Linked DNA regions of Mus musculus: region 2 is linked to region 1. A link is a loop called in an ENCODE intact Hi-C map of the cell type or tissue named here. Cell type or tissue: heart. All regions are shown on one strand. Each heading gives the region's core, and the rest is flanking DNA. Links, peaks and the distances in the headings are about the cores only. Region 1 overlaps Tead1 (TEA domain family member 1). Region 2 overlaps Tead1 (TEA domain family member 1).

The links. Hi-C counts contacts between places; a loop is a spot of excess contacts. Peaks named below come from ENCODE experiments on the same cell type or tissue, not always from the same donor. Only the 100,000 strongest peaks of a DNase experiment are listed, where the experiment ranks them.
Region 2: it touches region 1 in a loop (2.0-fold over the local background); 5 of 42 quality-filtered maps call a loop at or near these places.

Annotation. Positions count from the first base shown.
Region 1 is chr7:112,691,999-112,704,665 of GRCm38, reverse strand. All of the region lies in intron 1 of Tead1 (TEA domain family member 1), which reads right to left. Among named protein-coding and RNA genes, the nearest start is that of Tead1, 19 kb to the right of the region's middle. In heart, for the core only: no CTCF peak of the experiment used is centred there; DNase peaks (open chromatin) are centred at 7,045 and 7,375; H3K4me3 peaks cover 876 bases; H3K27ac peaks cover 5,117 bases.
Region 2 is chr7:112,767,489-112,780,155 of GRCm38, reverse strand. The region is part of intron 2 of Tead1 (TEA domain family member 1); the gene reads right to left. Among named protein-coding and RNA genes, the nearest start is that of Tead1, 94 kb to the right of the region's middle. In heart, for the core only: no CTCF peak of the experiment used is centred there; a DNase peak (open chromatin) is centred at 6,365; H3K27ac peaks cover 4,033 bases.

The sequences.
Region 1 (12,667 bases), core at 2,809-10,808:
ATGGGTATACCTGTGGCTGGCGAGATGGCTCAGTGGATAAGAGCACTGATTGCTCTTCCAAAGGTCCTGAGTTCAAATCACAGCAACCACATGGTGGCTCACAACCACCTGTAATAAGATCTGACACCCTCTTCTGGTGTGTCTGAAGACAGCTACAGTGTACTTATATATAATAATAATAAATAAATAATAAATCTAAAAAAAAAAAAACAGGGTTTCTCAGTGTAACAGCCTTGGCTGTCCTGGAACTCACAGAGATCCGCCTGCCTCTGCCTCCCAAGGGCTGGTACTAAAGGTGTGAGCCACCATCCCCAGTTCAAAATAGCCTTCATCAGGCTTTTGGAGATGTCCTGATCGGTAAAGTGCTTGCTGTGAAGAGAGAAAGACCTGAGTTCCGATCTCCAGCGTCAGGAGTTACTTCCCTAGGATCTGTACTCAATGCTCAGGACCAAGACAGACATACACAGAGAGACAGACAGACAGGCACTCGCGCACACACACACAGATACACACACATGCGTGCATCCACAATTCCAAAACTAAATTAGATATACTCTCAATTTGCCTGGAACTTCAAATGCACTGTCTATTCTTCTATACTTTGGTTGTTCTTGCTATTTGAGCATATTTTAACACCTATGTGTTAGCAGTTACAAAACCAAAGAGATTACACTCCTGGCTACCTGTACCTCAAATGAAATGGCTTAATTGGGTAATGCAATTTTCTCTAAGGAATCCCTACTTACAAAATAAAGAACCAAAGTTCTTGGCAAAAACATTTTATTTTGCAGCTAGTAAAGATGCTTGCCACCAAGCCTGACATCCTGACCTCAATCCCTATGACTAGCAGGTAGAAGAAAACTGAGGCTTCTTATCTCAACATATGCGTGATAATGTGTGCACAAATGTACCTTTGCATGGATGTACACACTCAAAATAAGTAAGTCAAATGTTTTTTTTTTTTAATTTTCTCACATTAAAAAAGTACTAATGCCAGAAGCTGGAGAGATGACTCAGGAATTAAGAGTCTCCTGCAGAGGACCTAGGTTCAGTTCGGAGCAAGCACATGGTGACTCACAACGACCTCACACTCCAATCTCAGGGGAGCCGACATGCTCCTCTGTCTTCTCTGTCTCCTGTCTCTGCAGGCACCAAGCCTACAAACATACAGACAAATAAATATGTAAATATTTAAAATAATTAATCAATTAATTTTTAAAATACCAAAATAATCTATTTTCTTTGTTTGTTCTGAAACAGGGTTTCTCTGTGTAGCCCCGGGGAGTTTCTCTATGTAGATGTCCTTGAACTTTCTCTTCAGAGCTCTGCAGACAAGGCTGGTCTCCGACTCAGAGGTCTACCTGCCCCTGCCTCTGTCCCTGCCCCTGCCCCTGCCCCTGCCCCTGCCCCTGCCCCTGCCCCCGCCTCTCCTAAAGCTATGCACCACCACCAGCCAACTTCCCAGAACAATCTAAAAGTAAGAGGTTCTAAACACAAAGTGACAGGATTGTGCTGAACTGCTAACCTCTACTCTGCACAGTGAATTCATGCCTTTTCATCAAATTTCAGAACACCCTCACTGTTAGAGTTTAAATATCAGTTTTCCTACAGAAGACTTCCTGGCTTACAGTTCAAATCACTGAGAGCAGACTAGAATTGAAGGCTCTGACCTATTCAATTTATTAGCCTACTGATGGTCCACTGGCCTTTCAGAGAATTGAAACAAAGTTTCAGGGATGGTCCACTGGCCTTTCAGAGAAATGATACAAAGTTTTAGGGACACTGTGCCACCTAGGTGGAGGAAGGCTGTATCTTATCCTGGAACTTCTGTCTCTGCCTCTGGGCCACCCAGGAAGTGATCAACTTCACTCTGCTTCACCCTGCCACCATGAGCCCACTGAAACTATGAACCAAAATAAAACCTTCCTGCTTTCGGCTGTTCCTCAAGAATCCCATCAGCGCACTGAAATAATGGATACCACATGCAACCTTGATGTAATGACAGAGAACTGAAGTATCTGCCAAAAACTACAGGACAATCTCAAGATGTGTGACGAATTCAACCAGTATCCATGACAGACAATTCCACACGTCACTGACCATCTATTACATGGCCAGAGCCTCTGGTAACCAATGTATATGGAGCATCCATATGCCAGGAATTTCCTAGACCACAGTTTATAAACTGTGGGTTGAGATTCAACATGGGGATAGTCAAGCAAATGAATGGGGAGGGCACCAAAAAATTGGCAACAATAAAGTTTCTGAAAGGACAACTACCAAAAAAATAAGTAAAAACCAAGTATATAAACCCACAGTGCTCTCAGCTGCACTCAGCCATGATGGATCATAGCACTTGCTATAACCTTGGTTCCAAACACATAGCATGTGCACTTTGTACTGTGCATGATGTCACCCATGTAACGACAAAGATGCTGTTCGAAACCCCTTGGTTGACCAGTGTGGTGGCGCAAACCTTTAACCCCAGCACTTGGGAGGCAGAGGCAGGCGAATTTCTGAGTTTGAGGCCAGCCTGGTCTACAGAGTGAGTTCCAGGACAACCAGGGCTACACAGAGAAACCCTGTCAGGAAAAAGAAAAGAAAAGAAAAGAAAAGAAGAGGGGAGGGGAGGGGAGGGGAGGGGAGGGGAGGGGAGGGGAGGGGAGGGGAGGGGAGGGGAGGGGAGGGGAGGGGAGGGGAGGGGAGGGGAGAGGAGAGGAGAGGAGAGGAGAGGAGAGGAGAGGAGAGGAGAGGAGAGGAGAGGAGAGGAGAGGAGAGGAGAGGAGAGGAGCCCTTGCTTGAGATTCAAGGCTTTGTACACTGTTCAAGTGTATTTGTAGTGCACTGTGCCCAACTCTTGTAGAAACAGCATGGTTTAGAGTAAACAAATCTACACTGCAGTTTGTAGGCATGTGAATACCAAATTATATCTTGGAATGTGGTTTTGATTTTTAAAATTGCTATATGTGGGCTAGAGATGTAGTTCAGAGTGCTAGGCTACAAGGTGTTAAGCCCTGGGTGGATATTGTGGATCACTAAGTAGACCCTCTGAGTAGACACCACAGTAATTCCAGCACTGGAAATTGGAAGTGGGGATAATGGGGTCAGGAGGATCAGAAACTCAAGGCCATCCTGGGCTACGTAGTTCAACACTAGCATGTGTCACAAGAATCCCACCCTCAAGAACAGATACATAAGCAAAATTTGCTGAGATGAAATAGTCCTAAACATATTTCCGCAATTAAAAAAGCCTATGTGACTTTATATGAATAGCACATAGGCAGGTGCTCATAGAAGACAGAGGACAGCAGATCCCCTGGGACTGCAGTTATGACCTATCATGTACGTGCTAGGAACCAAGTCCAGGTTCTCTCAAAAGCACTACATACTCTTACTAGCCACAACTCTATCCTTTGGTACTAAACATTTATACAAAAACCATGCTCTCAGCATTTTCAACAAATGTCTGAACTCCACACGAAAGAACTGCTTGGGTGAAAGGGGGGTCATGATCAGAGAAGTCAGGTACCAGACACCGAGCAATCACCCTGGCAAACACAATGTGCACAGGACCTCTTGAGAGGCTGTAATCTAGTGGGCAAGCTGGGGGATGAGTGTCTGTTACTGAAAGGAATAAGTAGACAGCACTTTCAAATATGCATTATAAGAGCTCATGTTACTAAAATAAATAAATAAAAGGTGAAATACAAACATATAGGCTTTAGAAAAGACAAACTGTTTCTTTAAAAGGTGGAAGAAGTGACTAATCCAAGCCCTTCTGTAATCTACCCAAAGAAGCTATTTCTAAAATGCAGTGAGTAAATATAAACTTGATGATGAAAGACAGGAGAAAATACCTTTTTTTAAAAAATAACAAGAAATGAATAGTTGTTAGATATTAAAATACTTGACAGCACCAACCAGCGAGACAGTGGGAGTGAAGTTAAGAATGAGACGTGATGGCTGCCCTCCTGCCACAGAGGTGACATCTTCTCCACTGACTTCCCTTATATGCCCCTATGAAATATTCAATATATTCTATTATCATTGTTAATTACTGTACCTCTGTAATACGTTTATTTAGTATATGTGTGTGGCTGAATGCTTGCCAGTGTGTGTGTGTGTGTGTGTGTGTGTGTGTGTGTGTGTGTGTGTGTGTGTCTCAGAAGTCTGTCTCCTTCCAGTGTGTGAGTCCTCTGGCTTTTGCTATTGAAGCCTGCAGTAGTAAAACTCACTGAATTTCAAAGACTCTCTGACACAGGAAGCCTCAGCACGTGCACTGCATATTTATACAATTGATCACAAGCAAGCACTTGCCAAAGGCTTCTAGAACATTTCTTCCATATTGCTCAGAGATGGAATGAAGCAAGGGGAGGGGCCACCAGGCAGGACGCTCAGGTCTAATGACACACCTGGCTTGCCTCTTGCCAGATGCTCAGCTAACCAGAACTCTATGGTGCCCCGAGGGCAACTGGAAAAATTCCTCACCCGCCAAGCACTCTGAAGCCACACTCACAGCTCAACCCATCCACAGGGTGGACAGTCAGCAGAAAGCGGAGGCTGGAGACTGGCAGTGAAGGTCAGAGGCAGTTCGAATCCCCTTTGTTGTTATGGAGATAATGGGGGGGGTGTCCTCAATGATGTCTCTTAGATCAAATGGAGAACAAGGACCAAGACAGAATAGCTTCTGTCCAATGAAGCTGCCTTTCCAAAACACTCCATCGGACATATTTGCCCACAAGTTTGTGGACCAGACAGCCTTGGGCTCCATTAGCAGAACCGGCTCCCGCTTGCCTAAGGGATAAGTGGGGAAGGATACAGGTTCACTGTAAAACAGGTTTACCAGAGAGACCCTGAATCTCTCCTGAAAGATGGGCAGCAGGACACAGGAAATGCCAGTCTTCCGGAGGTCTTTCCCGGCTTCTGCACACGCACTTCGTCTGCCCCTCAGCCACACAGCTTCACTCACGGTTCTCTGAACACAAGGGCCAAACACCTACTCCCCAGGTAGCATCTGCCTAAACAGCGAGCGCCTGAGCTCTACTGCACATAGGAGCATCAAAGCTGGGAATGCCGCCTCAAGCCCCAAGAGTTTGGGAAGCAGAGGTGACCAAGCCTGGGGCAGGTGGCCTCTCTGATCCTAACATCAGATGACCTGTGGGCAAGTTGGTCTTCCTATTGAAAGCATCTGACTGTCCGGTGTGATGGCAAAAACATCAACATCAATGACATCAGCTGACCCTGCTGTCAGCCCGAGTTTTGCAAGGGTTCAATCCTGTAATTTTATCGTCTGTCCAAGGAGCAGGACTCTGCCATCAGACCCTCAAAGGGAAACATTTGTTATCAAATGGAAATCTATTTCTGGTTCCTCTTTGTCTCCTTAGAGGAAGGTTCTCAGCAGATCCTAGCCAATACATCCAAAGGTCCTAAAAGCCTTTGGAAAGGGACAACACATAACATCACACATGACGTGCACGGCTCACAAACAGCACAAGACACACAAAATGTAACATACAACACACACAAAACTCACCAGAAAATATCTAAGATACAAACCAAAGAACCACAACATATGTAAAACATACAAAATCCACAAAGTTGGAGCACTCTGGGGCAGTAGCAGGAATAATTTCCTGCACAAGGTTATAGGCCAGGGCCCTGTCCTGACAAACACCACTGAACTTTTCAGAGTCCGTCTTCTGTGTCTTCTGCACCTAAAGAAACAAACACATTCCTCACAGATCAGGAGCTGCTCTGTGAGGTAGCTAATAAGATAATCTGTTACAGGAGGCTTACAAATCCATTTAAATTGATTTTAATTAATGAATCAATCTCAGACCCAATGAAAAACTAGATCCACAGATGGTAAGCAATACAAAGATTTCAGTCTCTAACCCCAGCCTGGAATTTACATAAAAAAGAAGGGTGTTTTCTGCTTAATGCAAGAAAATAGTAGTAACAACAAATTGTAACCAATTGCATCTCAGTTCACTGCCCAAGCAGCCTGAGGTGAAAGCCTCTCTTCGGTTAGATCAAATCCACCCCACTTGAGGAAGGGAAATAGATTTCAGAACGGTTTCCACACAGCTCACCTAACATGAAGGGAAAGGGGGTGGGGTTATGTACCAGGCTGACATCGGAAACACCTAAGATCAAATAAACCCGTCTCTTTCAGAGTCCTTCAAGCTGGACAGAATTTTACCTATGCACCCCCAAACACAAGCATAAAATGGCCCTCCGCCCAGCTGCGTGCTGGGTTCCAGTCCCCAGCACCAAAAGTAAAATAAAATAAAAAAGACCTAGGCAAACTTTCTCATTTGCTCCGATTTTACTCTTTCTAGGGACTGACAGAGCAACTGCTCTTTCAGAATGGCTGTTGGAGAGGAGCTCGAAACAGTCCCCCACCTAAAGACAGTTTTACAGTTGGTATTTATTTATTTATTTATTTATTTCTCAGTGGCTTCTCACTGGCCTGCTGACCCACTCTATTTTTAGAATCCAATCAGAATTTCCCAGAACAGATTTCAGGTAATTTTTTAGATAGATAGATAGATAGATAGACAGACAGACAGACAGCAAAGATCTGCGACCAACACCAGTTATCAGAGGGGAACCATGAAAGGAACCAAAAGAGGGAAGCTCATCATTCAAACACTTTCCAAAGTTTGGGAGCATCCCATCAAGGCACACTGACACACAGAGTGAGTTCCTCCTGGCAGGGACGCTGGCTCTGTGCAAAGGGAAGGCTACTGAGAGGGAAAATGCAAGCCGCAAACGACTGCTTCAGTGTTTCTCCCTCCCTCCTTCAGGACAGTTCACAAAACAGTTTGATTCAGCAAGCGAGAAACAAATGGAAGACTGGCTGGAACACTGCAAAAGGAACAGCCACAAAGACTCTGCATCAGGAAGTCGACTGCAGGGGAAAAAAAAAAATCAGGATACAGGCCAGAGCTTAGGCAGAGAGGCTGTTGGGCTTCCCCCACCTCCTGTGTGTGTGTGTGTGTGTGTGTGTGTGTTGGGAGGATGTTTCTGTCTGCTCCTCTCCCTCTCTGTGTTTCTCTGTGGCCAGCCAGTCTCTCCCCCACAAGGGGAATAAACAAAAGAACTCTGCTCCTGAGCTCCCAGGTGTGAGGACCCTGGCACCATGTGGCCTGAGTGGCAGCAGCAATTCTAGGGATTTAGTCTGTGCCTTTCGGGCTGGGCTGTGCAGGGCTCTACAGCAAATCAGGGAGTGTCAATACAGCCTGAGATTCAGAGCGAGACCACAAATTATAAACAGTTTCAGCAAATTGACTCGAGAGCTTTTGTTTCTCAGACACCCATGCAGGCAGCGGAACCTCCCCACCGCTACAGCCCGGGACTGGGAAAGGAAGTCGTTGAAGCCTGGATTTCCTGCTTTTACTGGTAGCCAAGAACTATGAGGCTTGTAGTGGTTTCAGGAACTGACTCATCCCATGATTCACGGATAAGACACTGCCTTTAATATGCTTCTGACCCAAAGACTGGGGAACTTCAAAACCAACCTGAAGTCACACTCCATTCTTACAGTACAAATGACTATTTAGGGCAAAATAAACAGGACACCAGATTACCATTCCTTAGGCAGAGGCAGAGAAAGTGAAGAACATCACGTGGCACCCGTGATCAGAGCTTAATCCACAGGCTGTGACTTGACAACAGCCCAACTTCCCCAAAGTGGATAACAGGTGGGATAGGGTTATTTTCAGACATCATTCCCCTAGATGTAAAAATAGATTTAGCAGAGCAATATTTTAATTTAGGCCCATGTGAGGTTGAGGCTCCATATACCCACGATGCAGAAGCACATGGCTGGTGGGAACTGGTTGAGAAAGAGACCCGGAGGCCAGCTGACCAAGGAGCAATGGGTAACAAACACTCCACTGTGTATGCAGGAAGGCTACAATTTTATTCCTACTCTTAATTGACCAGACTTCTTTCCCTTCTGCACACACACAGGCACATATGTATACACGTGCTTAAACACACACAAGCAAACATACAGTCCAGGGCTTACAAGCAACAATCTGCGAAGCAACAGCCCCTCTACTCTCACAAGTAACCCTAATCAAGCTCAGGGGGTCACAAAAGACACCAGAGCAGGGAGGGGCTTTCTGGGAAGTTCAGTGAATAAGAAGGGTGTTGAGGGTTTCATAGCAAGTCCAGATGATCAAAATACATCATAGATGCATGAATAGATTATAAAAATGTTAGTACTGAAACCCTGGCACTTCTGGAAGCTCCCCTAACAATCTCCATCAGTTTATCAGCACAGACAAAACAAATCCACTGGATTTGTTTTTGGTCTCCTCCCCAACACAAACACAGAACAAGAAGCACACACAGGGCAAGTTTCGAGAGTGGTTTTCATAGGCGCTTACAGATATCAGCACAAGCTGGGGTGCAGAGGGAAAGAGGGGCAGGGAGGGAAGAAAACAAGGGCACAGGCTGGATGGGAGAGAGTGGAGAATAGGGAGGTGACCAGGTGAGGCCAAAGTGCAGGGGGCTGGCAGGCGCTGGGCAGCAGGGCTCCTCCATCAGACTTACTGATATCGTGACATCAGTGGCTCCTATCCAGAGTTCTCTCTTGAGAGCTTTCAGCAATGCCTCCTGTAGCTTCCACTGTGCTGGGAAGCCACAGGGTGGCAAGGAAAATTCCCTCCAGGCAGAGACTCGCCTTGTGAATTAAGAGGGTCTGCACCTACTTCTGGGTACCCGTGGAGTAAAAGGGTGGAGACAAGCCAGGTAAACTGTACCCACAGCACAGAAGAGCCATTAAAGGAAGTTTGTGAAGTAGGGGACATTAAATGGATATGACTTCCCAGGCCTGGGAGGTCAGCTCAGTGGAGTCAGAAGACCTTAATTTTGGATTACCCTCTCCCGCTGTTTCTAGGCTGAGCTGCACTGCCCGTGGCTTTGTTTTGCCAACAAGAAAGAATCCGCTAAAGCTGAAAGCCCAAGCACCAACTGAACTTCTGAGGAGATTATAGCTAGTTCTTTTAAAAACAAGCCTACACACACACACACACACACACCTTTTTCTACCTAAGTGATGTACCAACATGGGCCTAAAACATTTTCCAAGAAGCAGAGGCAGGAATAACTAAAAGTAAGTTAAGTAAGAGGCTTGTTAAACGAAAAGCACACACTGGGTTGTGACGTATAGGACGTGCTAGCACAGTCCCACAATGCAGTAAAGCGCTAGCCCTGCTCCTCCGAGACCTGCCAGGAACTACAAAGTCAACATGTTTTACTTATAAAGATAATAAATTAGTGAGACATTCTTTAAAATGACTGAAACATTAAATATATTCTATTTTGAATCCTTTGAACAGAGGACTTACGGACTTAATCCAGTATTTACTGAACAAATGCAATGGCCCCAGAAGTATCTTCAAATAAAGTCGGCAGCACGCAGGACCCAGAGTCACCATGGAGCGAGGCACGTCCACTTGGGCTCGGTTCGGTAGACAAGAGGTGAGACATCTACCAGGCAAACATGAGGAGGGAGCTTTGGTCTTTGGAGTCAAACCATGAACCACAGTGGAAGAAGGAAAAAAAAAAAGAGGCTACTCTTCAGTTTGGGGGATGTTTGGTAGACTCGGAAGCTGGAAGGGTGGTGGGAGGGGTTTATTATATAGCCCCAGGCAGGTCTCCTGGTTATCCTCCTGACTCAGTTTCCTAAATTACTGGAACTGCAGGCAATGCCACTGCACCCGACTAACTAGAGTTTTTCTTTAGTAAAACACAGGGTAAACAGAAGACGTGAGGAAATGGCAAAGAAGACCCAAAAGAGCCAGGCATGGGAACACACACACAACGTTAAGATGAACCGAGTAGCAGACGTACGTAGTGAGGTCCAATTCCAAACAGGAGCGTGGTATCAGAGACCCTGGCTAAAATAAAGTGTGACTTCAAAATTCTTCCCATAGAAGGAACGTAACTGCAGAGACACTTGTTATAAACCTGAGAGTTCACAAGAGGCTGAGCATGAAGGGGGCACAGGGTACGAGGAAAGTGTCCTCAGGAAGCAGGAAGCAACGAAAGCCACCGCGGCTAGCCAGCTATGAGTATGCGCAACTGACCAGAATGGATTCAGACACATCAGAAAACCTAAAATCTAAGACTACAAAAATCACAAGACAGAAGACTGGTAGACACTCGCCTAAGTAAGGCGCGAGGTTAGGGGTGACTCTGCCTTCCTTTTATGGAAATGGAAGGCAAGGTTAAACAAACAGCTGGCAAAAGTATCCCATTGCAATAGCATTCTAACAGAGGAAAAGAAACTGAAATACGGGATATAAAACGGGAATATGGTGCATCCATTTGTAAAGTCAGCAAGCATAACCAATCATGTTCCCATCATGAGACAGAGCAAACATTAGGTGCATGTCAAACAAAAAACTTAAACACCTGGGGGCTGGAGCAGTCCCGACCATCCAATTTGCAATGGTCAGTTCACAGCCACCTGTAACTCCAGCTCCAAAAGAGCCGCACACACAGACACATAATTTTTAAGAAAAAAAAAATTTAAACCAACCCAAAACAGATCAGACTCTAGATTTAGGAGCTTCTAGATCTAACTCCTAGTTGCTGAAATCCCAACACGGAGCAGAGAGCATGATCATCTTCAACGGTACTGTGTCGTGCCGCTGCAGAATCCAGATGGAGCTGACAGTGAGGATGGCGCTGGAGCTCGCTCTGGCGCGATCTCTCTCTCTCTCTCTCTCTCTCTCTCTCTCTCTCTCTCTCACACACACACACACACACACACACACACACACACACACACACACGTCACAGAGGGAGTTCAAGGGTCGGAAGATCCTTACCTTCTCCCTTGCTCACTGGTGTACGCACGCTCCAGGCTGGCTGACCTGTGACCTACAGGTTCTCCTGCCTCCCGCTCTCACATCGCTGTGGGAATGCTGGGTTTCCAGGCACTGGGGCTGCCTCTTTCTCCAGCTTTATGTGGCCTCTAAAGATCAGAACTCAGGTCCTGGAAATTGTGTGGCAAGCACTTTACCCACCCAGGCATCTCCACAACCCCACAGAGTTTGAAGAAACAGCCACCAGGCCTGACCTGTTGGTCTTGCTTGAACCCTGATCTGAACAATTTAACTAAGAGGAAACATTTTATGAGGCAATCAAGGAGCTCTGAGTAGCGATGCTAAGCAGTTATTAAGGTGCTAGTGTGACTGTGATAATGGGCTTGGTGGGGTTTCCTTTTTTTAATGTTTGTGTGTGTGTGTGTGTGTGTGTGTGTGTGTGTGTGTGTTCATGTACGTGTGTGTGCACATATGCATGTGTGATTGTGTGTACTTGTATACATGCAGGGGTATGTGTGCACACACTCGAGAGCGCACACGAGTGTTCATATGGTAATGTATATGTAGCTGAGCACAGGTGCTTGCAGGGACCAGAAGAGGGCATCAAACCCCTAGAACTGGAATTACAAGCCAGACAGGGGTAGTAGGAAAAGAACCCCAGTCCTCTCCTGGGAGAGCAGCAAGCGCTCTTAACTTCACAGCCATCTCTCCAGCTCCACCCACCCACACCCACTGTAAGAACACATACTGAAACTCCATAGATGAACCCACATGGCATCCAGAAATGCTTCAAGATAGAGATGGAGGAGAGGTGCCAGAAGAGGGCTGTGGCACCTTGAACAGAAATGGCTCAAGGGGGTAGAAGGGAGGGGGCTTTCCCTGACCTCTGCTAGCTGCACTTTCTCATGACTGAAAAAATCTAAAACAGAATAGAAACAGGAAAGTCAGACAGCAAAAGCAATAGGCGGCAGTCAGCTTCAGGGTGCCAGTGACCACAGTCCTAATTACAATGCCACTGTTCAGGAGGTACCGTGCCAATCCTTGAAAGCCCACAGCTGTCCATGCCACAGGTAAGAACCAGTGTTCCTCAGGATCAATGAAGCTCCCAGAGTCGAACATTAGTCAAACTCTCAAGTGCAGAGGCTAATGTAAATCACAAGTTGTCGTCTTTGCAAAAAACACTGAGTGCTGCGATCTATAAGCCAAGAACTCCAGTACAACAGGAGAGAGAGAAACAGAGAGAGAGACAGAGAGAGACAGAGAGAGGTCAGACCTGGCAATCTGTAACCCCAGAGCTCAGAAGATGGGATGGAGAAGGATGCACCTTGAAGCTAGCTTAGGCTAACACAAGATACTCAAAGGCAGGTGAGAGACAGAAGGAGAAAGGGTGAAGGGGATGGAGCAATAGCAGGAACTCCAGCCAAGAGGAGAGCTGGGAAGCCAAAAACACACCCAGTGGAGGCAGATGAGAAAGGTTCCATCTTAGCAGGACTGAGACCTGTGGTGGAGGGAGCCGGAAGCTCAGGCAAGGTTGGAGGGACACACAGTGAAGCTTCCTGAAGGCTGGCTGTGAGATTTGGTGGGCCTTACACCCACAAGCACTATTGCCTCCCACACCTTTCAGGGGAGGACACAGTGCCTGGCCTGGGGAGGATCACACTATCAATTGCAGAAAGAGCTTGGACCTGTGTCTGATGGCAGGGATATTAAGCTAATTTGCAGAAGCCTAAAAGTGAACTAAGCTGGGGTCACGCCAAAACTCTACAACACAAACATCTAAGGGGACCGAGAAGAGGGCTAGCTGTGGCAGACGAAAAGAC
Region 2 (12,667 bases), core at 3,360-11,359, 75 kb before region 1:
CCCTGTGGGCATTTAACGGGCCTGGAACTGGCCCTGGAGAGCAAGGACCTGGTCTGTAATCATGGTTATCCCCCTGACCAGAGCCCCGCAGAGATAACAAGCTGAAACCTGTGGCACAGACTGTCATTGCTGAGGCGGGAAGCTGTCACCAGCGAGTGACAGATTTAAATAGCAGTGCAGGGATCCATGCAGCTCAGGCCTAACACGGGCATCAAAGCGGCTGGAGGCCACAGCCCCCTACTGGGGCCCTTCTGCTCCCTGAGCCCACTGGGCAGGACTCAGAATGTGAAGTGTTGTCTGTGTACCAGCTGAGACCAGGATATGCCCAACTCAGGGTGATGCCTACAGCAGCCCAGCTGAGCCCAGCTGCACCCCCAGACAGACACAGACCTCCACAGGCCACACGCTCCACTCTCAGCTTACATGTGTTGATACTAATTATCAAGCTGGCTGGGCAGCCATCTGGAGAGAGAGCAGGCAGAAAGGCACATACATTCCCTGGAACGCAGGGCTCCCCTCTACTCTGGGCCTATAACCCTTCCTCACCTGCTTGCTCCCCCCATCAAGGCACTAGAATTTGAACTGGCATGTCCCTGGATAACACATCAGCAGGTCTCAGTCAACACATAATGGGGCCAGAGAGATGGCTCAGTGTTAAAAAAGCATGTGACTGCTCTTGAGAATCAAGGTTCAATTCTAGCACCCACAAGGGGACACTCCCTGTCACTCCTGTTATTTCTGGGTTCTGCAGGAATCTACACCCATACACACACACACACACACACACACACACACACACACATAATTTTAAAGTAATAAAAATATCTTAGCAGGTTATATATAACATATACACATTTGTGTGTGTAACAATTAATTGGAAGAAAAGGTAGGAGTGGGCAAGTGGGTTGGAGAAAAGAGAAGGGAGAAGCAAGGTAATATTTTAATTTAAAAAATTAACTCAAACAATAAAACTAGCAACAAAAGCAATACTGGTAAGGAAAATGTTGCTATAGTGAAACCCACCACCAGCTTATGTGAAAAGCAGGTACCATGGAATGGGCCCACACAAACCTCCTCACTTAACTGGCATAGGAAAGCTTCCACCTTGGTTTTATTATCCACGATTTTAAATTAATTAATTTACGGAGGGAAATGGTTTACCACAATGTATGTGTGGAGGTCAGAGACAGCTTGCAGGAACCAGTTCTCCATCCACCATCTGAGCCGCCACAAAGAGTGCCTTTACCCACTGAGCCAACCTGCCAGGCCCATTACTTCCATTTCACAAAAAGGGCTCTATGACTTAAAAGAAAAGAAACTACAATCAAGAATGATCTCTCTCCTCTAAAGTACTCCCTCGCCACAGCGAGTAGCCTCAATTACACTTGAACATTTTAAATTGAGTTTAAATATCTGACCCGCCCCCTTTAAAAAAAAAACTGGCATACAGTAAGAAAGCTATTGTAAACCAACTGCCCTTCTTATTAATTATAATTAAGCACACACACCTGGGTTTTAACTTTACTCCAAGTAGTTAGCCCTTCCATGCTACCTCAGATTATGCCTGATTATACACTGGCTGCAGGGTCAGCTCAACTCTCTGGTTAGATCCAACTGGGTCCTTAGACCTGCTTCTGAACTGGGGAGACGTGGTCTGTTTTCCTATCTGACACCTGTGTGATGCAGATGAATTCAAGTGTGTTCTGGGTATACCTTCTCGGACACATTTTGTGGGTGCTCTGAAAAGGCTCCGTGAGCCCTCAGCAAGGCTTGCTTGCCAGTCTGCCATTAGTCAGCAGGCTTGTCAACAGTTGTGGGGAAATATTTGCCTCTACTGTCAAATTTCCATCAAAACTGGCTGACATTTAGAATAATTTTCACTACTTTAAAGCTTAACCTGTATAGATACAGTACTTTTCCCCCAAAGAACATATTTTATGAAATCAAATAAATATCTTTACTTTTAAATATTATAACTATCTGTGTGATGTGTAAATGTTTTTCTTTCACATCCGTTTGTCTTTACGTATAGGTATGGAGGTCAAAGGACAACTTATAGGAGTTCATTCTCTCCTTCCACTGTGCAGGTTCCAGGGCTTGAACTCTAGTCACCAGGCTTGGCGGCAAGCTCTTTTACCTGCTGGTACACCATGTTGACCCTGTTCATACTGCATTGGAAGTCGGGTCTGTATATATGTAGCTCAACTGGCCTTAAGCTCTCTACCCCCTCACCTCAGCCCACGAGGACTGGGGTTACGGGTGTAAAAGTTGCTCCTGGCTTCTTTGAATCTTCAAAGCAGGCTGCCCGGGCCAGGTAAAACAGAGTGCCTTATCTGCCTTTTCAGACTGGAAAAGAAAGGGAAGCTGTCAAGCCCATCAGCTCTCAAACAATTTCAACTTAAGCTGATTAGTCTATCAAAAACAACTTCAGGGTGGGTGACTCAGTGGGTATAGCATGGGATCTGCCACGCTTATAACACAGTGTAAGGTGGAGGCAGGAGGATTATTGAGCCTTGTTCTAGAGTAAGAAGAGAGTGATAGAACAGGGCTCAGTGTAGCCTCTAGAAAGTCACTGGGACAGACAAAATACCATGGCTTCTGTCCAGAATTTATATACATACTTTATGTACAAATATTTATATACACCTACATACACATATCTCTTCTGGCTGTTTCTTCCTGACTGGATATGGGGCTCACATCTTCCATTTACCTACCCACCACACATCCATCAAACACTCCACCACACACTCCGCTGTGATCTCCACGGATCCAGGAGCTACACCTGGCTTTCCTTGCTGGAGTCTCCTCAGTGCCTGGGGCAGCCTCGGCCATATGTTGTTCCTGATACTCCACAAACTGCCACTGGGCTGAATGAAAGAGCACTGTGGTTGGCTTCCCTCTGCAGTGAGCAAACCTGGCCTGTCCCACCTGACTGGGGTTGCCATGTAAAACACAACCTTTGCATATGCCATGCTTGAATTAGAAAATGACTTATCCGCAATTCAAATCTAACTGGGCACCCCACATTGAACATGGCAATCTTAGTATTAATTATATGAGAGAATGGTCAGACTCAGTCCACCCAGAACCTCCAGGGGAGGCAAAACTCTAGGGTGCCATCTGAAGACCCAGTGACCTTTTCTGTCCTTTATTACAGAGACCCTGTGGTGATCTGAGTACTGCTCGATTTGGATGAGAAATGGCTTGGTGCTGGCTAAGACAGCCACAGGACAGAGCCCTGGCGTCCATCTCTTCTGCTGTCAAAGATCCTACTCTGCCAAGGGTTGAGAAGCCCAGCTGCTCAGATGGAAACAATACAGGAGGGGCAAGCAACCAGCTCCCCTCTCCCTCCTGCCAGGAGCCCGAAGCCTCAGGCTTTGCTCTGCACCTGCGTAATGCCTCTCCGATTAGGGCTTCAGCTAGTCAGGACCCTGGAGGAGAAATGTCTCTTGTGACCCATGTGCTACCAGCAGGCCATGGGAAGCCCATGAGCCTGTTTAGAATAAAAAGAGGCCACTCAATGCTAACAGATCTATCCCAAGTCCTGAAAATCAAATTATTCACATCTAGATGCTGCCCGATCATGGATGGACTTTCAAAGAAACAGTCTTCTGGTTTTCCTCAGGGCTCCTAGCTGCTTTCCTGGGCCTGTGGTGTGGGAGGGATCTGAAGTTTCTACTCCCTAGACCAAACCTCAAAACACCTAAGTCTAAAAGTTCCTGGTCCCCAAAATCATGGGATGGAGGTTGGTTGGAAGGTAAGCATTAGCCCAAAGGGGAGATATGGGAAGGAAGATCCCATTTGCTGCTTTGCCTAACATGGTCCCGCTTGATTCTGGGTCTCCTGGTATCGTTACAAACACTGCCCACTTACTCTCCAAAGTGTTTCTGTTTGGATTTTAGACAGCACAGCCGGCTTAGGCTGGGGACACACTGGGAACAACATCTGAGCCCTGGGACTGGGATGTCAGAAGGGGACATCTATGTGGGAACAGCTGCAAACAAGGCAGCCTGTGTGTCCCAGAACTGGAAGCGGGAAAGGGCCGCACTGGAGGCAGCCTCTCTGAAAACTGAGGTAGCCGGCTGCCCTTTCCAGATACCCTAGCCTTGAGTTCCAGGGGCAGCTGCTGTGAGCCTGCCCTCCCCTCCACGCCAGCCCACAGGAGCACATGCAGGCCCACACGTCCTCAGCTTCCAGGCCCCCAGAAAGCCCCAGCCCTGGCTCAGGCACATCTTCATATGAGGGTATCAAATGACTGGGAAGCTACCTTTGATCTGACACAGAGAAAGGGCAGGCCCTGCTCCTCTGACAGGACCTGCCTATCCAACCATCTCTGGGTTTTCTCTACAATTTTCAAAACCCTGGAGTTGGATGCAGAACAAGTTAAAGAGGGTTTAGAAATGGGGACCATCTCCTGGCAGCATCGCCACTCAGTGAAGATGGAGCTGAAAAAGGAAACCCCACAGGGAGTCAAACTCCTGGGGAGGCTGGAGTAAGGAACAATCCCGTAGACACACACACACACACACGCACAACCCCACATGACAGACAGCTTTGGTATTAGGAAAGGTTAGGATCTCAGGGGCTGAGTGTCCTATAGGGAGCACAAGAGTAGAGCAGGTCAAGGTGTTTGCATCCCCTGAGGCTGGTGGGAAAACCATCCTGCCTGCATCCCGCCTGGCCAAAAGGTATGGCTGAATACTGACCATGTTATGCAGCCAACACAGGGCTGACTCCAGGCTCCTCCACCACACCTGCAGGGTTTCATGAACCATTAGATGCTTACTAAGGCTCTGCATGGCTTAGCTACATGGAGTTGAGACCACGTGACTCTTACTGCCTCCTTTGGGCTCTCCTCTCAGTCTTCCTCTCTAACCTGTACATCACCAACACAATCGCACCCATTTCCAAGACTCTAACCCCCAACTGTGTTGATGTCGCAAACCAAGAATATTCGACTGTTGGGTACCTGCAGAGAGCCATACTGCATGGGAATTCCCTAGTCCAAGAGCACCACTCCAAAGCTGCCCACTGAAACCTGTTCCTCTTTGCTGCCTACCATTCTCTGCAAATGACAAGTGGCCATGGGGATGAACAGTCGCCATCCTACCACCCCTGCACTGTATGCGCAAACACCTAGTCTCTGATATAAGACCTAAAGACCCATTCCTACCCTACATCCTGTCTTTGTCACTCCCTTAACCTCAGTCCTCATAGGACAGACTAATACTCTGGAGAGGAAGAGGTGTTCCACACTCTACCTCTGCTCTCAATCTGTGCACTGCTGACTCCTTGGAACTGGCTCACAAGCCCCTAAGTCAGTGGCAAGCCAGGACCGCAGCCTGGTAAGTTACTCTAACATAAGTTGAACCAGCTTACACACATACAGTGTCATCTGAGAATGACCACTCTTAAAAGTGATTCTCAAACAACTCAAACCGAACTCAAGAGTGGATCTGGGGGAAAAAAAAAAACAACAACAACAAAAAAAAAACCATGCAAGCATGCATCTGCACAGATGTACCCATTCCTGCCAATTAAAAAGACCTCAGGCACAGAGACGCAGGCACCAATGCTCCACCTCAAGTTTCCTGTCACCAGAAGAAACCTCCTGAACCACCCTTATAATTTCATCAGGATACCCTTAAATGTGATTTTTTTTAAAGGTGAAACTGTAATAAAGGGGACCCTCTCAGGATGCATAGTGAACTCTCTACTAACACCTTCCACCCAGTCCAGCGTGTTTTCCAAGTCTACAGTGAAGCCACTGCTATGCTGAGGCAGCTGCCCTTGGAGAGTCCTCATGGATGGGGGGGGGGGGGAGCGCCCACAGACAGACAGATAGACACACACACACACACACACACACAAAGTGAACAGTTCCTAGCACAATTTAAGAAAGTCAAGTCTGCCAAGCTCTTTGACAGATGGTTAATGTCTTAGAAAGGACCTAGAAACCTAGCCTTGTCTATGAGACTTCAGAGACCTAGTTCGTTCCTTCCTTCCTTCTCCCCAGTATCATTCTTAATAGATTTATTTTTATTTTATGAGTACCTGGGAGTACTGCATGTGTGTATGTGTACACCTGGTGTTGTAGATGCCAAGAGTCAGATCGCCCAGGAACGAGAGCCACGGGCAGTTATGAGCTAACATGTGGGTGCTGGAAACCCAGGTCCTCTGCACAAGCAGCCACCTCAAGCCCTAGATGAGGTATTTATTTTTATAAGGCCTTGAAAGTCCAGTAGGAGTTGAGCAAGCAGAGAGCAGGATCTAGGGTGTCCCTACATCTAGAGAAATTCACCCTCCCTCTTACGCTGTTACACAGAGCCAAACTACCAGAGCAGGTAGCAGTGTGTCAACACTAGACTCCTGGGACAGCAAAGAGATCAGAACACTGGCTCTGGACCCAAACTGCGCCTTGTGACTTGGCAGGAACGATAACCAGCTATATAATCATAAGCAAGTTGTTAGACTCTTCTGGACCGGGCTAATGTGTAAGGCAGTAACTACTTCAGATACTAATGTACTCATCTGGATACCACCATGCCCTCAATCCCTTCTCAGAAAACAAAACAAAAAAAAAAAACAGTGAGCTCTCCTAAGAAGTAAGTTGCATGTTGTATGCATTATGAAATGATGGCGGCAACCATTTGTAAAAAGCCAGAGGCTTAAATGTTAGGTGTTAGAATAGCACCTGGCATACTGCAGGCGTGATAATAATAATTAATACTATTGTTATTATTACCACGGCTATGATTCCTTGTCACAACAGCTGCTCCCGTTCAGGCCAGGACTCAGTGGCATACATTTCTTTCACTTTTTTCTTCAAGGCTGACCTCAAACTCATGTCTGCTTGCCTCTGCCTCGGAAGCACCATCTCTCCAGGCCAGAGTAAAACACCTTTCCAAAGGTTCATCACTATGCCAGTGTCCAAGCCACCCGAGAAGCCTCTGCGGCTAGAAACGCCCATGAGTACTGTCACAGGGCATCCAGCCACTGAGAATGCTGCCCACATACCCAGTTTACAACCCTGGTAGCCTAAGTCACCTGACAGCATCTTTCACAGTCAGCATCCATCTCCACTGTAAGTTGTGTGTTACCGTAAGACAAAACTCAAGCACACATTCTAGTGAGGAATGTGCAAGCTGAATAAACACACACTCTGATACTTAACCCCAGGCATGCCGCCTCCCCATACCTTTTCCACAACATCTGCTTTAGAGGTATGCAAGTTCTTATCAGGACATCACCATGCCCCCGACCTTATTCAGGAAAGTGGTTATAAAGCTGTCATGGAAGCACCCGTGCCTGGAATAGAACCATTCATCTGGGGACAGCCGCCAGAGCTATCTCAACGCTGCAGTGAGCAGCTCAGGTGATAAAAAGGGCAGGCAAGAGCAAGTCACAGGCAAAACTCAACCTATAAACAGAATAAATGTTACCCGGCACTGGGCTCATCAATGAACACATCCTCCAGAAAACTCTCTTCTTTACGTTGTCTAAGGGTTTCTGTGATGCTTGCAAAAAGAACAATGATCTGCACAAGATTTTCAGGTAATGACTCATAGGAAGGAAGGAAGGAGGGAGGGAGGGAGGGGGAAGGGGGGAGGGAGGAAGGAAGGAAGGGGGAAAGAGGGAGTGGGAGAAAAGAAGGGAAGGGAAGGGGGGAGCTAAGGTTGGGGGGAGGGGAGGAAAAGATGCATTTCTCTCCCCCCTCTGTCCTCCTTTTGAGACAGGGTCTCAGTGTATAGCTCTCACTATCCTAAGACTAGGTAGACAAGGCTAGCCTAGAACTGAAAGACCAACCTGCCTCTGTCCCACAAGTGCTACGAGTGCACTTAAAGGTATACACCCACTATGAGCAAATGTTTGTTTTCAATAAACCTAAAGGCCCAGGCTTCATGGCCATACCTTTCAGTGTGTGTTCTAGAAGGCCAAAGAGACGTGTCACTGAGACAGGGAGAGAAGTTGAAGAAATAACATCCGATGGGCTTCAAAGTATAGATTTGACTTTATTACTTGCCTGAAATGGCAGTGTTTTAGAGGAGGAGGGAAGATAGACTCTTCACAGAGGCATCAGGTCAATGAAACCCATCTGCAATGAACTGTAATCTAATGAGTGATTAGAGTCAAGTGAGACTTTGCAACACACCATAAAGTCCCTGGAGCATTTTCAAACACTAAATGCACCAACTGTGCCCAAAGGTAGGGCACGTAGAAGGGTACTTGCCAGGAATCTGTTACAAAGAATAGCATGGCATCAGAAAAGGCCACTGGCATTTTAAAAAAAAAAAAAAAAAAACAAGACACTTCCCCAAACACCCCCAGAATAAACCAGGTCTACTCTCAAGTGCAGGCTGAACGATGGAGAAAATCCTAGCTCGGCAGAGATCAAATTCAATGTGTCGGCACACAGCCCCTGAGCATCTGAAGAATAGATGTGAGTGTTCCCCAAGCCACCCACACCAGCACTGTGCCATAACTAGGGATATGGCTGGCTGACAGAGCAAGTGGTCGGGCACCTGTTTAACTCTGCACTCACGCTAAGAACGCACTGCTGTCTTCCCCACTCCAGCACAGACCCTGTGAGCCCCTGTGCCCAAGGCTCAGCATCCCAGCCACCCCAAGTGAGAGAAGAGATGCTCACTAATCCTACCCTCCCATGCTAGGACCCTGCTGTGTCTTCCCAAACCGGGACCCTGGGGACACCTTGCCATGGCGCACCCAGGCACCATGCACCCTTTCTATCTGTGCGGTTCTTCACAATTGTCTTTAATGATGGTTCTTACTTGGAGGAAATAAATAAACTTGATATAATTATCTCTTTTCCTCTAATTCCAAAAGTAACATATGTTCACTATTTTTAAAAACCCCATTAATACCAAATCCTATAATAGAAAGGCACACTGCAGCCCCACTCTCCTCCGCAGCCACCGTGAGTGGTTGTAAATGACTCCAGACTGTTTTGTGATCCCACCCACACAATGCATTTGAATGATATCAAAGACAGAACCTTTACTTAGTAATCAACAAAGCATTGCAAGGATTATGTATAAATGGTAATTTACACTTGTTGACAGGTTTCTGTATCAATGGAATGGGGCACAAAAAGATAAACTAGACCACACACTCTCGGGTGAAATACAAGCCATCGCTGTGCAAGGACCTGGGGCTTTAGAAGGGGTTGGCAGAGAAGGGCTATATGACTGACAGCACATACCCTCGTCCTTCAACCTCCTGCCTGCTATGGGGCTTCTCCCCTCTGCCCAACAGTTCCTCCCATCACACGAACAAAGGCCCATAAAAGTCTGCTCTCTACACATTCCACTCAGGAGAGCTCAGACAGATCTCTCCTTAATAGAGCCCAGCCTCCTGATAGAGCCTAGACCAGCTCTGCTGTGTACATGTTCTCACACACAACTGCATTCTCCCCAGACACTGCCAAGAAGTAGGGAGGGATACCCTGGCTTCCTTGCCTCCAGTCTTCTGATGACAACTGGCCCAAGGAGACCTCACAAGTGCTTATAGTCTAGGATGAGACAAAAAGGAAACATGTCTTCTGACCCTAAAGTCCCTTCTGACACTTGATGTTTTTTATTGGGTCTATGCTATCGAAACCTATCAAGTTCTACTCATAGCCAAGGGGTCACCTGAAGTCCCCCAGAAAGGATACTCAGGTATTATATTCACAAATGCACACTGTACTTCCAGAAGGAAGCAGTTAGCCACAGAAACCCAACACAGATCACTGATGGCCCCCGATGTTCTTTCTTGTCTCTATGGCTACGGCCTACAATCACATGTCCAGTGGCGTGGCCGTACCAGTGAATTCAGAAGCCTGCGATCCTAACCCCGCTTCCATACCCAACAGGCCTCTAACAGTCTCCACCTGTCATGACTGGCCCCTCCAGTTTCTCCAATTCTCCATCGCCACTACCACACACACTATTTCCCACCCTGGTGTAAGGCTATAGGTAGACCCAAGATGCAACCATGCTAATGGCCTCTCCTGAAAGAAATAGCTCTTCACCATATTACACAGAATTTAATTCAAAACAGACTGCACAATGTGGTTTGAAACACGACCCTTTCAGAATAACAGAACAGAGAAACTCTTGGCTAGGCCCTGGGCATGACAGGCAGAAAGCAAAGCTCACCCCACAGACAGTGTGAAAATTAAGCCTCTACATTTTTGTTTAAAGTTTTACTCAACTGAGCATGGTGGCACACACATAGAGTCTCAGCATGTGGGAGGTAGAGGCAAAGAATCAGGAGTTCAAGGCCAGCCTCAGGACAGATCCTGTCTCAAAAGAACACCCCACTCAAGTTTCACTCACCTGGAAGTTCTGGTTTGCTTGGTTTGGTGTTTACCCCTCCCACCCCAATGTAAAAAAGACAGCAACAAAGCTACAATATGGAAAAAACTACTTGTACACCACGAGTCCCACAAGGCCCTGTCTCTAGAAGATTCTCTAAATGTCCAGTTAGAAGATTGAAAAAACACCTGAAGTGATGTCACCCCCCCAGGAGCATTCATAACCCAAATGAACACAGGAAAAGGCAGTCAACTTTAGTGGTCACTAAGGGAATGCAAATTAGGAACACAGGCGCTCCTGACGGCAGGGCACACCTTTAACCCCACACACTTTCAATCCCAGCACTTGTGAGGAGGCAGAGATAAGCGAACCTGAGTTCTCAGCTCATGGCCAGACCGGTCTAGACAGTGAGTGCCGAACAACCAGAGCTACACCGAGCACTCCTGTCTTGAAATAAAAGATACAGAACAAAATGGTGGTGAGGGATGCACAGAATGTAGATGAGAACGTGCAACAGTGCAGCCATCCTGGGAAACAGCAGAGGAGTTCCAGGTCTCCTCCCCAGGTAGTTTATCCTTCAGAAAGAAATCTGTGGGCCCCCAATGGAGGAGCTAGAGAAAGCACCCAAGGAGCTGAAGGGGTCTGCAACCCTATAGGTGGAACAACAATATGAACTAACCAGTACCCCCAGAGCTTGTGTCTCTAGCTGCATATATAGCAGAGGATGGCCTAGTCGGCCATCATTGGGAAGAGAGGCTCCTTGGTCTTGCAAACTTTATATGCCCCAGTTCAGGGGAACGCCAGGGCCAAGAAGTGTGAGTGGTTGGGTTGGGGAGCAGGGGGAGGGGGGAGTTTATAGGGGACTTTCGGGATAGCATTTGAAATGTAAATGAAGAAAATATCTAATAAAAAATTGGAAAAAGTTAAAAAAAAAAAGGAAAAGAAAAGAAAAGAAATCTGCCCCACAGGCTCTAATAAAACCCCCAAACTCATGTTCACAGAGGAGTGGAGGTGGTAAAAGGCTAGTCAACCGAGATGCCCTTCAACATATCTTTAACCATTTGAACTTAAGATGGGGAGATGGTTCCGTGGCTAAGAATGATGCTATGTAAGCATGAGGACCTGAGTTCAAATCCCAGAACCCGTGTAAAAATTAAGGCACAGCAGCATACACACCTGCTGACTGTGGTGCAGTGTACAGAGATAAGAAGGTCTCTAGGGCTTGCTATTTGTAAGGCTAGATCTAGGTTCATCAAGGGGACACAGTCTTAAGGGGATAAAGCAGAGAGCGATTAAAAAAAATAAAAGATGCCTGATGTTACCTGGCTTTCAAATGTGTGTACATATGTACACACACCCACACGTACATGCATATCACACCACATACACAAACACACAAAGGTTAAATGATCTGTTGTTCACATATACCAGGGGAAGCTTCTTAATAATAAAAGGGTATAAACTATTGATCTGAACATATAGCTGGATCAGCTTCAGTTTGTAACTAAATGGTGCTCAGCAGAAAAAATACTACTGTCAAAAGACTATATAGCACATGTCTAATTCCACTAATTTAAAAAAAATGGTAACATCTAAGAAAAGGAGGGCAGATTGGTGGTTGCCAGAAGACAGAGATGGGTAAGGAAAGGGTAGGATAGAACATAGCACGGTCAATAAGGAGCAACCCAGGGTCCCTTGTGGTGCTGGAACTACACTGCACTCTGACTGACAGAACAGGAAAGACACTGACTACAACCTAACGAGCCTAAACGCATGTGCACAGGAATGCACCCCTATGTGCATGCACGCACACACTGTTGGAGAAGCTGAGTGAGCTGAATGGGCTACACTGATGTAACATCCTGGCTGTGTTATCACAACTGTACAAAATCTAACCACTGGGGGAAATGGGCAAAGTGCACACAAAGGAACCCGTTGTGCACTATTTCTTACAATTGCATGAATCTATAATTATCTCAATAAAATTTTCAATAGAGAAAGTACTAGCCTCCAACTTCCCTTGGGCCCTTCATGGTTTGGCCAGCAATTCTGCTCTGCCTGTCCAGGCCCCATTCTCCCAGAGTTGTAATAGGCCCGCTCCACTTCTCCAGAGCTTATGGGCCAGCTTAGCCATGTGGCCTAATCACTGTCATCCCTCAAGCCCTCTCCTGCGTTGCGCCTGGAAACAGAAGCAACTCTACCCTCTAAAGTCTCTTCTGGCCATCGTTCCATCAAAAATGCCATTAATTTACAAACCTCTCGTCCAGCTCACCATGTGGCCAAACCTGTCCCTGCCCTCAAAGTTAAGTCTTCTCTTAACTTGACAGCCACCCAAGGTATCTTATCTC